3 separate regions of the Homo sapiens genome follow, and all the other regions are linked to region 2. The links are chromatin contacts, found by Hi-C or POLR2A ChIA-PET in ENCODE. All regions are on one chromosome and are shown on one strand. Each heading gives the region's core, a stretch centred on a gene start or an enhancer-like site at or near the end of the contact. The rest is flanking DNA. Distances are from core to core; before and after follow the strand shown. Region 1 overlaps SAMD4A (sterile alpha motif domain containing 4A). Region 2 overlaps SAMD4A (sterile alpha motif domain containing 4A). Region 3 holds the start of GMFB (glia maturation factor beta).

Region 1 (4,679 bases), core at 1,056-3,555, 150 kb after region 2:
CATTTCTCGGTGCATGTATAGAAGCTCTCTGCCCGTGGTGTTAAAATTTTGGGCATTTATTTGCGTAAGCGTGCCTTAAAACATCACTATTTTGGATTTAAGGGAGATAAGGCCAGTTGAAGTTTGTGAAAAGACTTCATGAAAGATTAATTTTAACACTGAAGTGTGATCACATTCCAGCATATATAACGGTTATTTATTAAACAAACATTTATTTAGCACTTACATATGCCAAGTGGTATCCAAGCACTTTAAGAATATTAATACATTTAATCCTCATGACAACCATGTGAGGTAGAGCTGCTGTTGTTAACCCCATTTACAGACAAGTTCATAGGCAGCAGCATTGGGGATTTGAACCAGGCAGGCTGGCACCAGCTCCAGCTCCATGCTTTTAACCCTATGGAAGCCAGGCAACTCTCATGGTCTCAGGATGATGAGCAGAAAAGATTGTTCAGGCAAAGCGACACTCTTCAGGACCAGTTCCCTGGCCCCAAGCCCTCTGGGGTTGCCAACCCTTGTGGGTTGGACTAGACTACCTCTTTGCCCTGAGGATTCCCGATGGCCCAGATGAAAGGCAAGGTCTGCTTCCTTGGCCTCCTGCCCTGGGGCCTACCCCCATCCCAAGTGGCTTTTCTCTGAGAGCAGCAATACTTTTCCCAGGTGAATAGAAAAGGTTCCAGACTCCTCTTGCAACACCAGGCCCTTGGGAGACAAGTTCCAAGAGGAAGAAGGCATTCGGAGGTTGGAGATGAAGATGGGGCGGCTCTTTGCTGCTCCTCCCAAAGTCCCACCCTGGCCTCTGTCAGCCCTGTGTTGTCATTGGTCCACATCCGAGAGCCTTCTGGAGGTGGAGCAGGGGACATGAACCTTGACCTCTCCAGGGTGTTTGTTAGTAACACTTGGATTGGGCTAACCCAAGGTTTGCCAGGTTGGAGTCCTAATGGACCCCTTTTAATTGATTAGATAAGAATGAATCGCTTGTGGATGTTCAACTGGATGTTACTATAAGGCTGGAAAATGTTTTATACTCATAAGTATTTCCTCTGGGATCTTTTTGTGCTATTAATTTGCTTTGAAGACCTGTTTCTCCAATAATACAAAGGTAACTGCAACCCAACCCCTGCTTGAATTATCACAAATCCCAAATTAATTGGTTCTTATTAATGTTACTTTATCAAAGACTTTTCATGCATTTCAACATTTCAGTGTAATGAAATCAGATTTAGAAAGGTAAGGCAAGAGAATGAGAAAGGAAAACTTGCTTTTGTCACTTTGTTCTCTCCCCAGAAAGCATTGATGATTTCATTAAGCCTAGCGATCTTAAGTAACCCAAGCATTCACTCTGGTTGCCAGCAGTGGCAACCCTCTGCAAAGCTGGCTTTGTAATAACCCTCGAAGGGTCCCATCAGGAGAGAGAAAGATGGCCTAGCCAAATTCTCCCCTCATCACGTCCTACTCCCCTCCCCTATACAGCTGAGTCCTAAGAGTCCCTGGATCCCTCCTTTCTCCAGTGACTATAAGTATCCCATAACAGAGTCCTCTTCCCACATTATATTGCTTAAGAATTCAGTCTTGCCTTCCTGGAAACACAAATCATTTTAGCATCACTCATTGACTCTGTATTTTGCATATGAAATAACTTTTTAAAAATCCAACCAAAAAGGAAAGTGAGAAAACGCTATCCACGCTAAATAAGGAAAAATCATAGCAGAATACTGAATCATCTACCAGGTGGCCAAAATTCCGACTTCAGAACTCAAAGGACTAGTTTTCGTCATTAAAAACAAACAAACAAAAAAAAAAAACACTCGGCCCTTGTCTCTACCTCACGTAGTCAGATTGTCCTTCCTCCAAAGGAGGTCTCATCATGTGAAACTTATTCTACCCCTCCTGGCCCTGAGTTCTTCCTTCAAACCAAAAAATCTGAAGCCTTCGTAAAAATGAAAACGAAATTTTTAAAAGGGAAAATGGGAGAAAAAAGGAAGAAAGGCCAAGACAAAGATACCAAGAACCTGTGAGTGTCCTCCTCACCACATTCAGATGAGCTTCTGACCAGAATCTAGAACTCCTTCCTTGGCCACCAAAGCCTGGAAGTAGAAAGGCACAAGCCCAGAATTCTCCTTCCTGCCACTTCTCCCCTTAGGAAATTTAAGAATTCTGGGGAGAAGAGAAACATTTTCTGAGATCTGCACTGCTGGCTCAGATGCCCCTCCCCCTACATACAGGCACAGCTCTCTTTCTCAGGAAATGACTGTTCTGCAGGCCCCTATCACCCTCAACTGGTTAAACTACGTCAGCCCTGCTTCCCGGAGTCTCCCCACAGGCTTGGTACAAACCTCCCCTGTGTCGCTGGAAAAGCAGATCTCTTCCATCTTGTGGCCACTGGAGGTAAAACATTTTGACTTCAACATCCGTGAATGACTACAGCTGACTCTTCTTGGAAAGAATGTGCTGGTTCCTGAAACCCTGCCGGCTGCTGTATAACCTCCCGGACCTGAGGCGTGTCAGAGAGGATGCGTTCTTCAGTGCTGAGGTCACCCAACCCAACGGCAGCGCCGGCATCTGCACGTGATGCTAAGGGCTCTGGCAGCCTCCCTGCCCGGACCCAGGAGAAGCATGGACCTGCCCTGGCCCTTATGCAGCCGACTTTGCAGGGAGGGCCTGTGAAGTGAAGGCAGTCTGTGTCCTAGGTCCAGAACACTTGCAAACATCATCTCCGACCTTATATCCCTCGCCCCACAGGTGGCATCAGCTCTCCCATTTGAGGATGCGTCATGATGGCAGAGACTCATTGGTTCATTCATTCAACTGCATTCACTGTGCAGAAACTGATTCAGGCACCGGACATGCAGGATGGATGAGGACAGACATGGAGCTTACATCCTGGTGGGCCTCACAGGCTTCTCCAAGTCCGCCACACAGACAGGCTGAGCAGAAACAATGATAGGATTAAAGAAGGGAGCCCTGGGACAGGAGTCAGACCAGTTGTGACCCTGACTCTGCTGTTTTCTTGCTATGTGGCCTCTCAAAAGCATGTGAGTGTTCAAGACCTGTGTCCTCATCTGCAGCAGCATGGGTTGGAGAAGATGCGGTAGGGAGGCGCAAGGCGGCAGGCAGAGTGCTGGTGAACCTGCTGAGCCTGCGTGCCAGCGCTGCCCCCTGCTGGCTGTGTGACCTGTGCACAAGGATTACGCGCTGTTTTACTTCTCCAGCTACAAAGGAGAGAGCACCTACTTCATAGGGTTGTTGCAAGGATCGAAAAATAATGTCGAAGTCCCAGGAAGTTCCATGTGATACCGCCTCTCAGATGTTAGCTGCTGTTTTAATTATAGTTATTTGCTGGCACACAGCTCCCTGTAGGCTTCATAACTGTCAAAATGTGAGCAGAGGCGGGGTGCAGTGGCTCACGCCTGTAATCCCAGCACTTTGAGAGGCCGAGGCAGGAGGATCACTTGAGCTCAGGAGTTCCAGACCAGCCTGGGCAACATGGTAGACCCTGTCTCCACCAAAAATATAAAAATCTGTAGTCCCAACTACTCAAGAGGCTGAGTTGGGAAGATCGCTTGAGCCTGAAAAGTTGAGACCAGCCTGGGCGACATAGTGAGACTCCATCTCTACCAAAAAAAAAAAGTTAGCTGGGCATGGTGGCACATGCCTGTAGTCCCAGCTACTCCAGAGGCTGAGATAGGAGGATCACCTGAGCCCAGGAGGTCAAGGCTGCAGTGAGCCTAGATCTCACTACTGCACTCCAACCTGGGTAACAGAGTGAGACCCTGACTCAAAAAAAAAAAAAAAAAAAAAATGAGGAGACCTCCAAGGCGACATCCCTTGGGAAGCCTGTGGCTTAAAAAGGGCTGAATAACGACTGATATTCTCTTCCTTCTCTCTTGGCTCTCACAGTCGAGGCTTTGGGCAATCCAACTCCCTCCCGACGGCTGGCTCTGTGGGCGGTGGCATGGGCAGACGGAACCCGCGCCAGTACCAGATCCCCTCTCGGAACGTCCCTTCCGCCCGCCTGGGCCTCTTGGGCACCAGTGGATTCGTCAGCTCCAACCAGCGCAACACCACAGCTACCCCCACCATCATGAAACAAGGAAGACAGGTTTGTTCTGCCCCAAGGAAGGAGGAGGATGGCCAAGCTCAAGGCCCAAGGCTGCAGATGTCCCCCCAGGTGACCCCAGGGTGGGGAGAGAGGCCAAAGGGGACTATGCTGGGGGCAGTTGCCACCATTCCTCAGAGGTAACAGCATTGTTCGCGTTGTTCTCTAGCAGACAGAGCAACCCCATAGCTGTGTTTAGGATGCCCAGAGGACCACTTTAACCTTGGGGACCCTGCACAAGAGGACCTTTAGAAAGAAATGCAAGACCTATTTCTTCTTTGCCCCATGCTTGACCTTCTGCCACCCAAATCTGGGTTCCAGGAGAGCCTGGCATTTAGAGAAGTTTCTTGCCCTTTTTATCCATGGCAAAAAGCTCCTTTGTCTCAGTCCCAGCTCTGGTGGAGCATCCACAGGACAAAGTCTGAGAGAGTGTGCCAGGGGGAGAGTTAACACATTCTCAGCCTGCCCAGAGGTTCTTGCTGTGCAGTTTAGAGCTGACTTCTCTGGCCCGTCGCTCATACCCCTCTAGCCCCAGGCCCCACCCCTGCCCAGTGCCTTCCGCCTGTGTGCCCAGAGC
Region 2 (4,420 bases), core at 988-3,487:
AATTTGGTATCTCTTGACTTCTGCTTCAAACTTTTAGTTGTTTCCGAAGCATGCTAAGCAAAGTCTGTGTTTAGCTCCTGACCGAGGCTTGGTGTTGACTGTGGGACATACTTACAGAATAGCAGCTCTACTGCTAGGTGTGTGTGTGTGTGTGTGTGTGTGTGTGTGTGTGTGTGTGTGTGCGCGCGCGCGCGCGCGAGTGCGCACATGTGCATGCATGAGGGACAGAAAGAGACATCTTGTTTTTTTTTAGACTCTAGCTTCCAGGAGGTCAGGAAAAATAGTGGCTCTAGTTTAATTAACATCCTGTTTTAGCACCAGTTACAGGGTCATTACCACAGTAAATGTTAGATGTTAGACTTTATCTCTTCTCCATCAGAATTTCACTTTCCACAGGATACTGTATTTCTTTCAGGCTAATCTATATTTTAATGGCTTCTAAATTGTCAATTGAGATGGTAATTAGTTCTAATTTAGTGATAATGCTGTGAACATGGAGTAAGAAGCTAATTGACATGGCATGCTACCAACTAGAATTTTATGAACTAAAACTTCTTATCTCTTGCACAACAGTGAGTGTTCTCATTATAAAGGTGCCATTCAGGAAGGGAGAGTGGCTTTGCCCACAGGTGTTCGGTACCTTGTGGATACGTTGCTGATTGCTAGGTGATGGCCAACTTTGACTTTCCAAGTCGAACGGGTCTCCCTTAAACCTGCTTTTGGAAACTTGTACTAAAAACCCCTCCTATATGCATATTTAGTTAGGACATGTTTGTTTCCAGTTGCGTTTGTTTTTCCTACTAGATATAAGGAATTCCTATGGAGGCTGAGGGATATACAAGCAGGAGAACAGCAATTCTCTGTTCAACACATCTGGATTCTGGTAGAATAGCAATACATTCACTGAAAAGTTCTTAATAGTTTACAGAAGACTTGCACATATGTGACTTCATTTGATCTCATAATTGAAGTCAGGGCAGGCATTATTATACCCATTTTAGAGCTGAAGAAACAGAAGTTCAGGGAAGTTAAATAGTTTGTCCGTGATTATTTGACTGGGTAAGTGGGAGAGCCAAGCCAAGGACTGGAGTCTTCTGACTCTTGCTTCAGGGTTTTTCTCCCAATTACATCTTATTTCTCTGACCTGTTCATCCATATAATCTTATTCTGTAATTCTAAGCAATTGCTATTTCCTTAAAAATTCGGAAAAATTACATAACTATAACTCAACTAACTCATTACCTTTTTACATCCAACCCCCAGACTCTGGAATTAAATTTTCCTTCAGTACTTACCCTACCCTAGCTCAAGCTCAGAAAAACTGTCTTGGAAAAAGAGGTAAAAAGGACAGAAAGTAAAGAGAATCAGATTGAGGGGTGCTTCTGACTTTTTTTTTAAAGAAATTTTGTCATACAACTCCCCTAAGATGTGAGTCCTAAGGTTAACCAGAGTAGTTTTTCAAAGACGCAGCTTGTCCGTTACATTTGCTGCTCCGTGGCTGATCCTGTCCTGGACTAGCCTACCAGAACGTTCTTTAGCCCATTCATTAGATGATCTAGCTCCTGAATATCTAGCACACAGACAGTCTTAATCCCTGATTTGTGTTTGTGTATGTGTTTGACTCTGATTTGCCTTTCAGATAGATTCCTTAGAAGCTCTACCAGAATGTGGACAGGAAAACAGTGGTGTGAGACCCTAACAAGTCAGCTCAGCTTTTTGTCAGCGGCTGTTACTGCCTGGGCAGGGTAGAAGTCATTGTTGAAGATGAGGTCTTTCGGTTACCAGGCAGTTTTTTACATCCTTCCTTGCCCTCCTCCTGCTCCTTTAAACCAGTGGGAGATGAGAAAGCCGAAGCTTTATCTGTGTCTCTCTGTTAGTTTATTTGTAAACTGCAGGTCAAAAAGTAATATTATGTATAAAATCCAGACTAGACAATTGCTCGTTTCATGCAGAGAGGGTTTTAAAGGAAATCAGCTGACTTCCTGACTTGCTGAATGAAGTGTGAGTTTTAGTTTCTGTCCTGTTAGGAAATGACATGTGAATAGAGTTCTTGTATAAGCAGGCTTTTATTTTTGTCAATGGTTGGAAATTTGGGAAAAAGAGAAGAGAGGTCTGTTTATTTTAGCATATCAAGATTCATTTCTGTGGCACACACGCAGAAATGGGTATTTCTGAGTCTTGGTGGTCTCGGGCCTTGAAATTCCATTTCCTCTCCTCTCCTTCTCCCAGAGTTGTTGGATTGCCATAGCAACATGACTCCTCCCCCACAACCCTGTAAGAGTAACTGGTTACAGATTTAGCAGCAAGTCAGGCCGAGATCAAAATCCAAATATAGGGCCCTGATCACAGAAGGTGGGAGGACTGAGGCCGAAGACTGCTCTGTGTCCCTTCCTGGGGCTGCATGTGAAGTGACAGGCGCTTTGCCCGGACGGTCTAGGTGGTGCTGCTTGGAGACTCCGCCGGCCTTCATGAGCATCACTGCCATGTCACAGAGGGGTCTGCACCAAGGAAGGGAATTGAATAATGGCATGGATGAAGAATATTTACTGCAGCAGTATAACTCTGCATCAGATGAAATTGCTGATGCTCTGAAAGTCAAGCATGAGACTATTGGGGAAGCAGCTATGGAAATAGGCCTTCAGTAGGTGCTATAAAAATAAAGCATGCTCTGTCCCCAAGAATGCTTCCTAGGGGAGTCTTTGGGATGCTGAAAATGGTGATAATCATATCAACAATTGCTCATGTTGATTGAGTACTTAGTGTGTACCAGGCATTGTACTAAGTACTTGATAACTCATTTAATCCTCCTAACAACCGTTTGACCTATGTGCTGCTATTTTACAGATAAGGAAACTGAGGCACTGGGAAGTTAATGAACTGCCTCAAAGTTATGTAGCTTGTAAGTGGCTGAGCTGGGATTTGAACCTCTACAGTGTGGCTCCTTAATCCAGGTTCTTCATTCTCATAGTATTGTCTCTAATGGATCTGTATGGGCTCATAAATAGGGTGTTCAAGGAACCTTAACTGTAGTTTTGGTTTTTTTTTAAACACAAATATTGTTACAGGTTGAATTGTGTCCTGCCTCCCCCAGAATGTCAAAGTTCTAACCTCCAGTAGTTATGAATGTGACCTTCTTTGGAAATAGGGTCTTTGCAGATGTAGACAAGTTAAAATGAAGTTATGACGTGATGGTGGGCCCTAATCCAATGTGACTGGGTATCCCTATAAGAAGCCGACAATGCCATATGAAGAGAGACACACAGGAAGAGCACCAGGTATTAATAATCACAGAGGCAGAGATTAGAGTGAGGCAGCTGCAAGCCAAGCAATGCCCAGGATTGACGGCCACCACCAGAAGCTTGGAAGAGGCAACGACAGATTCTACTTAGTGTCTCAGGGAGAGCATGGCCCTGCTGACACATCTTGATTTCAGACAACCTGATTTGTTTTCAGAACTGTGAGAATAAATTTCTGTTGTTTTAAGTTACCCAGTTTGTGGTATTTTACAGTCATCCTAGGAAGCTAATACAAATATGTTTTTATTGTACCAGATTCAATCAGTAAGCCCCAGTATGGCATACAGAGTGATACATGAATATTTCGTTTTATCTGTCCCTTCCCATCTTATTGGTAACTGCTAATGACAGTTTATCTCCTTTCTATGCATGTATATTTATGTTAGTTTTTATATAATGAACCTATATTATATTCATTTTCTGCTATTCTTTTTTTTCTTTAAAGCTTACTGGTATATTCTGGAGATCTCTAAGTATTTGGCTTAAAAATTTTTTTTTCAATTGCGGTAAAATACAGTTTATCAACTTGGCCATTTTTAAGTGTACAGTTCAGTGGTATGAAGTGCATTCACATTGTTATGCAGCCATTACCACCATCCATCTTTAGAACTCTTTTAATCTTGCAAAAATGAAACTGTGTGTGTATATTAAACAATCACGCCCCATTACTTCCTTCCCCTGGCACCCACTGTTCTATTTTCTGTCTGTATGAATTTGACTCTTCTAGATACCTCATATAAGTGGAATCATACAGGACTTATCCCTTTGTGTCTGGTTTATTTCATTAGCATAATGTCCTCAAGCATCATCATGTTGTAGCATGTGTCAGAATCTTCTTCCTTTTGGAGGTTGAATAATATTCCATTGTATGTATATATGTCATTTTGTTTACCCACTCATCTATCAGTGGACACTTGGGTTGCTTCCACCCTTTGGCTATTGTGAATAATGCTGCTATGAACAGGGGTTTACAAAGATCTCTTTGAAATCCTACTTTCAATTATTTTGGGTATATATCGAGAAGTGGAATTGCTGGATCATATGGTGATTCTATTTTTAATATTTTGAGGAACTGCCATACTGTTTTCCATAGCAGCTGCATCATTTTACATTCCCACTAGCAA
Region 3 (4,288 bases), core at 800-3,299, 140 kb before region 2:
ATATACTAGGCTTCTGGCTGGTATAACAGATTGTCTTGTATAACAGACAGAAGACTAGGTTTGAGGAGAAAGGGCATGAGTTCTACTTTGGACAAACTGAGGTGGCTTTGAGGAGACCAAGTGGAGGAAAAGCTTCCCAGGGGAATGGTAACTAAATATTGAAATATTAATATATAGATCTGGGGTCAGGCGCGGTAGCTCACGTCTGTAATCTCAACACTTTGGGAGGCCGGGGCAGGTGGATCACTTGAGGTCAGGAGATCGAGACCATCCTGGCTAACATGGTGAAACCCCGTCTCTACTAAAAATACAAAATTAGGGCCGGGCGCGGTGGCTCACGCCTGTAATCCCAGCACTTTGGGAGGCCGAGGCAGGTGGATCACGAGGTCAGGAGATCGAGACCATCCTGGCTAACACGGTGAAACCCCGTCTGTACTAAAAATACAAAAACAAAATTAGCCGGGTGTGGTGGCGGGAGCCTGTAGTCCCAGCTACTCGGGAGGCTGAGGCGGGAGAACGAACGGCGTGAACCAGGGAGGCGGAGCTTGCAGTGAGCGGAGATCGCGCCACTGCACTCCAACCAACGCGACAGAGCGAGACTCCATCTCAAAACAAACAAACAAAAAAACAAAATTAGCCGGGCGTGGTGGCACATGCCTGTAATCCCAGCTACTTGGGAGGCTGAGGCAGGAGAACTGCTTGAACCTGGGAGGCGGAGGTTGCAATGGGCCGAGATCCCGCCATTGCACTCCAGCCTGGGCCACAAGAGTGAAACTCCGACTCAAAGAAAAAAAAGTACATACAGATCTGGATTGGATCTCAGAAGCAAGGTCTTCTGAGCTGTAAATTCACAAGTCATCTGAATATAGATGGTAACTGAAGCCATAGTTTAGGATGAAGAATACAGAATGGAAAATGAAGGATTAGGATGAAACCTGGGACTCCTTCGAGCATTGTCCAGGGAAAGGAGAATAGTCTGAAAGGGAAACAGATGGACCAATAGGAGAAGTAGGAGGAGCTCTGTATCCCAGAAGCCAAAGGGGAAGAATGAAGGAAGAGAATGCTTCAAAAACAAGAGAGTATAACACTCTGGAATGCAGCTAAAAGGTCAGAGAAGACGAAAACTGAAAAGAATCCATTCGATTCAGTGACCATGACAAGATCTATTCGATGAAAGTGGGCTGAGAATTGAGTGGATGGTCACAGAGAGCAGTGTTTTGTTGTTTCTAATGAAATTTACCCATATTTTAAAACCTAATGGGATGGATCCAAAAGATCCTTGATGGCGATTTATTTAATTTTCCACTTTATTTTTATGCTTGGGGTCCATCCCATGTAAGAACAGAAGCCACAGCCCCCAGAACCAACAAAACTAAAGTTATTGACAATTACTTTAAGGCCCAGTGCCAAAGCTTTGGGTCGAAAGGTTTCCAACTGCCATAGGAAAGCAAAGATAAGGAGAAATCCTCTGTAGGAAGCTAGGGAAAGGAGCAGAGAGAAAGAAGCTAAGGTGAGGCCGAGAGAATTCAATCGGAATTCGAGTCCTCCCCCAAAACGCCGCCAGGTGGAAGATGCTCGGGGCCCACCAACCCCTGGAACCTGGCCACGGCCCTGGCAGGGAAAGCAGGAATTGAGGGAGCCCTCCGATGGGGCAGACCCCTTTCCCTCCAACCTACAGCTCAGAAGCTGAAGCCCTCCAACCAGAAGGACCTGGCGTGGGGCCTCCCCAACCCCCCTGCTCGTGGCCGCACCCTAGTCCCATGGCCCGCTGGGCGGGTCCACCCCGGGCCCAGCTGGAAGATGCTGCCCTGAGGCGTGGTGGCGGCGGCAGAGGCCAAGTACTCTAGCTATGGGCACTGGCCAGCTGCTGGGAGCGGAAGCGGCCGCCGAGCCCTCCTGGGCGCTGCCCGCCGCCGCCGGCTCCGGAAACCGGGAAAACCCGGCTGGCCGGCTCGCCCAGCCCTCCGGCCCCCGCCCTCCCAGCGGCAACTCACCATTTTCCTTCCGGCCGTCAGCGGCCTGTCGCCTACACTCGGGCGCCTTTAAGAATGGCACGGCGGCCGCCTCCCTTCCTGCCCCGGCGCCTGGCCCAGTCGCCCCCACCTATCAACGCGGCCTCAGCGGGCCGGCACGTGATGGCGGACGGCAAAAGGCGCGGCTCAAAATTAGACAGAATGCGATCGCCTGATTTTTTTTTTTTTTTTTTTTTTTTTTTTTTTCTTTTCCCTGCTCCCTCTAGAGGAGGACGCTCTGCCTGGCTGCAAGTGAGAAACAAACCCAAGGTGCATACTTAAAAGTCATGCCAGTTCTCCGGACCTTTTTCGCAGTCTTCAAGCTCTGAGAGCATGTTAATGGTGACATCAATGTTTTCAATGGTAAATGTGTGTACTGACCGCAGCCTACCTTCCAAATTTGATCTCCCTCAAATCTAGGCACACCTCCTTTCCTCCCACCCTCTCCAGAACCCCACTTCTGACCACGGCTGCCTTCCAGGACTTGGTTAATCAATCTCTCTCTCTCTCTCTCTCTCTTTCTCTCTCTCTCCCTCCCCCTTTCCCTCTCTCTCTTACACACATTTCTTCTCTCTCACACACACACACATTTCTTCTCTCTTCTCTCACACACACACATTTCTTCTCTCTCTCTCTCGTCTCGCTCTGTTGCCCAGGCTGGAATGCAGTAGCACGATTATAGCTCACAGCAGCCTCAAACTCCTGGGTTCAAGCAATCCTCCTACCTCAGCCTCCCCAGTAGCTGGGACTACAGCCGTGTGCCACCACACACCCGGCTAATTTTTAAATTTTTTTGTAGAGATAGAGTCTCCCTATATTGCCCAAGCTGGTCTTGAACTCCTGGCCACAAACAGTCTTCCTGTGTGCCTCCCAAAGCGCTGGGATCACAGGCGTCAGCCACCATGCCCAGCCTCTTTTCTCCATACAAGTTATTTATTGAAGTATGAATGAATGATGATTGGTGTTTCAATGAGCACTCTTATGGGCCACTGCCTAAGTAAACATCAAGAAGTCTCTGTACCAGATGCAGACTTAGTGGAACAAGTCCAGTTTTGAATGCATGAAGAAAGTGGTTTGGGAGAAGTAAAGTTTAGGCTCTAGGATTCAACAGGTACCTTCAATAAAACAAACTGCCTGGGGCAGTACCTCATTTTGTTATGACCATGGGTTCTTGGTCTCTCAATGCAAATTGACCTGAGGCCAAAAGAGTTTCTCCAGGCAAGGCTTCATTGGAGCTTATGCCGGAGCATAAGGGAGGCAGCATAAGAGAATGAGAGAATTCCCTGACTGACTCTCCTAAAAGAGCACAACAAATTAGGGGTAGTTTATGCAGGTCAGCATTATCTGTTTGCCAGGGTTGTCTTGAGTAATGGGCCACCCAATGGTCTGGTTTGCGGCAACAAGGCTGTGAATCAATTGTTCAACATTCCTCTCCAAGGTGGGACACTCTCAACCTTGGTTATCTCCTAAGGCCAGTCATTGGAATTCTTTAAATAAAAGGACTATTAGCAGTAAGGTAGTGGTGTGGGTTTGTCATGAGTGGAAATGCATGAAAAAAATGCTCTAGTGTGGGTGAGCTGAAGCCAAGCCCCATTTCTACTGTTTTTCATTTCCCCTTATAAGATTTTACCTTCCTTATTCTTAAGGAGAAAGGGCCAAAGATCTTATCTTCTAAAGCTACTTCCTGCTGAACAGGGTTGTCATCCCTGCTTAACCCCGGGGGGCATGGAAATCTCTCACCGACTGTTCTACAGACTTGAAGGGACTTGGAATAGTTGAAGCCTGGAAGACATAAACTTTAACAACTGTACCCCTATTGAATATAACAAATAATTATTTTAAAAGCCAAATAGCACCCAGTGATAACTAATAAAATGCTTAAGCTCAGTTTAATAATGATTGTAGGAAGAGATTAGATGCCATTTGGAATCTAAGTGAATAGTCTCCTGTTGTCTGAAATATAAGGCAACAGACTTTTAATAAGAGGCATTTCTATGGAAACAGAAGAAAAACAAACGTTAATGGTTGGTATAATCTATCCAGATGTTAGACTCAAAGCATCTTTAGTTACAGAGGAGGAAGGCAGTGGCAATGTGACATGTTCTTCTTGCTTGTATCACAAGAAATAAGCTTCAGCTTGCAGGGCCTCAGAAAAAAAGGTAGTAGGAATTCTATTGAGTATAAGTCAGAAAAATGGGAGAAAAATTTGAAAACATTATTTTGGAGACTTGTAGCCCAGAAAGGTTTTAAGATCAAATCCAAATTGTAGAAAATAA

What was found. A loop is a pair of places that touch in the nucleus more often than their neighbours do. ChIA-PET counts read pairs that join two places held with the same protein, here RNA polymerase II (POLR2A). Pooled maps may share reads with other maps.
Region 1: a loop to region 2 is called in a map of IMR-90, with 2.7 times the contacts of the local background. The contact joins two enhancer-like sites. A Hi-C loop is called at or near these places in 4 of 168 maps with a recorded cell type or tissue (IMR-90, PC-3 and naive thymus-derived CD4-positive, alpha-beta T cell), 14 of 37 single-sample maps with no recorded cell type and 17 of 50 pooled maps. POLR2A ChIA-PET finds 5 or more read pairs at or near these places in 5 of 52 experiments (GM12878, PC-9, WTC11 and 1 more).
Region 3: a loop to region 2 is called in a pooled map, with 4 times the contacts of the local background. The contact joins the promoter of GMFB here to the enhancer-like site in region 2. A Hi-C loop is called at or near these places in 2 of 37 single-sample maps with no recorded cell type and 8 of 50 pooled maps. POLR2A ChIA-PET finds 5 or more read pairs at or near these places in 4 of 52 experiments (H1, PC-3, PC-9 and 1 more).

What each region holds. Positions count from the first base shown.
Region 1 is chr14:54,771,031-54,775,709 of GRCh38, forward strand. SAMD4A (sterile alpha motif domain containing 4A) reads left to right here. Exons shown (of 13, transcript NM_015589.6): 10 at 3,904-4,105. Among named protein-coding and RNA genes, the nearest start is that of SAMD4A-AS1, 85 kb to the left of the region's middle. RefSeq lists enhancers at 1,962-3,161, 2,445-3,373, 3,247-3,296. Within about 2 kb of position 2,306, at least 34 of the 41 ENCODE cell types and tissues checked have a DNase peak (open chromatin) inside an H3K27ac peak, as active enhancers do; they include IMR-90, where a contact is called at or near this core.
Region 2 is chr14:54,625,879-54,630,298 of GRCh38, forward strand. The region is part of intron 2 of SAMD4A (sterile alpha motif domain containing 4A); the gene reads left to right. LOC112268133 (a long non-coding RNA gene) reads left to right here. Exons shown (of 2, transcript XR_002957606.2): 2 at 1-4,420. Among named protein-coding and RNA genes, the nearest start is that of SAMD4A-AS1, 60 kb to the right of the region's middle. Within about 2 kb of position 2,238, at least 26 of the 41 ENCODE cell types and tissues checked have a DNase peak (open chromatin) inside an H3K27ac peak, as active enhancers do; they include IMR-90, where a contact is called at or near this core.
Region 3 is chr14:54,486,931-54,491,218 of GRCh38, forward strand. It overlaps GMFB (glia maturation factor beta), which reads right to left and starts at 2,050. Exons shown (of 7, transcript NM_004124.3): 1 at 1,995-2,050. The coding sequence starts at 1,997. RefSeq lists a silencer at 1,733-2,132.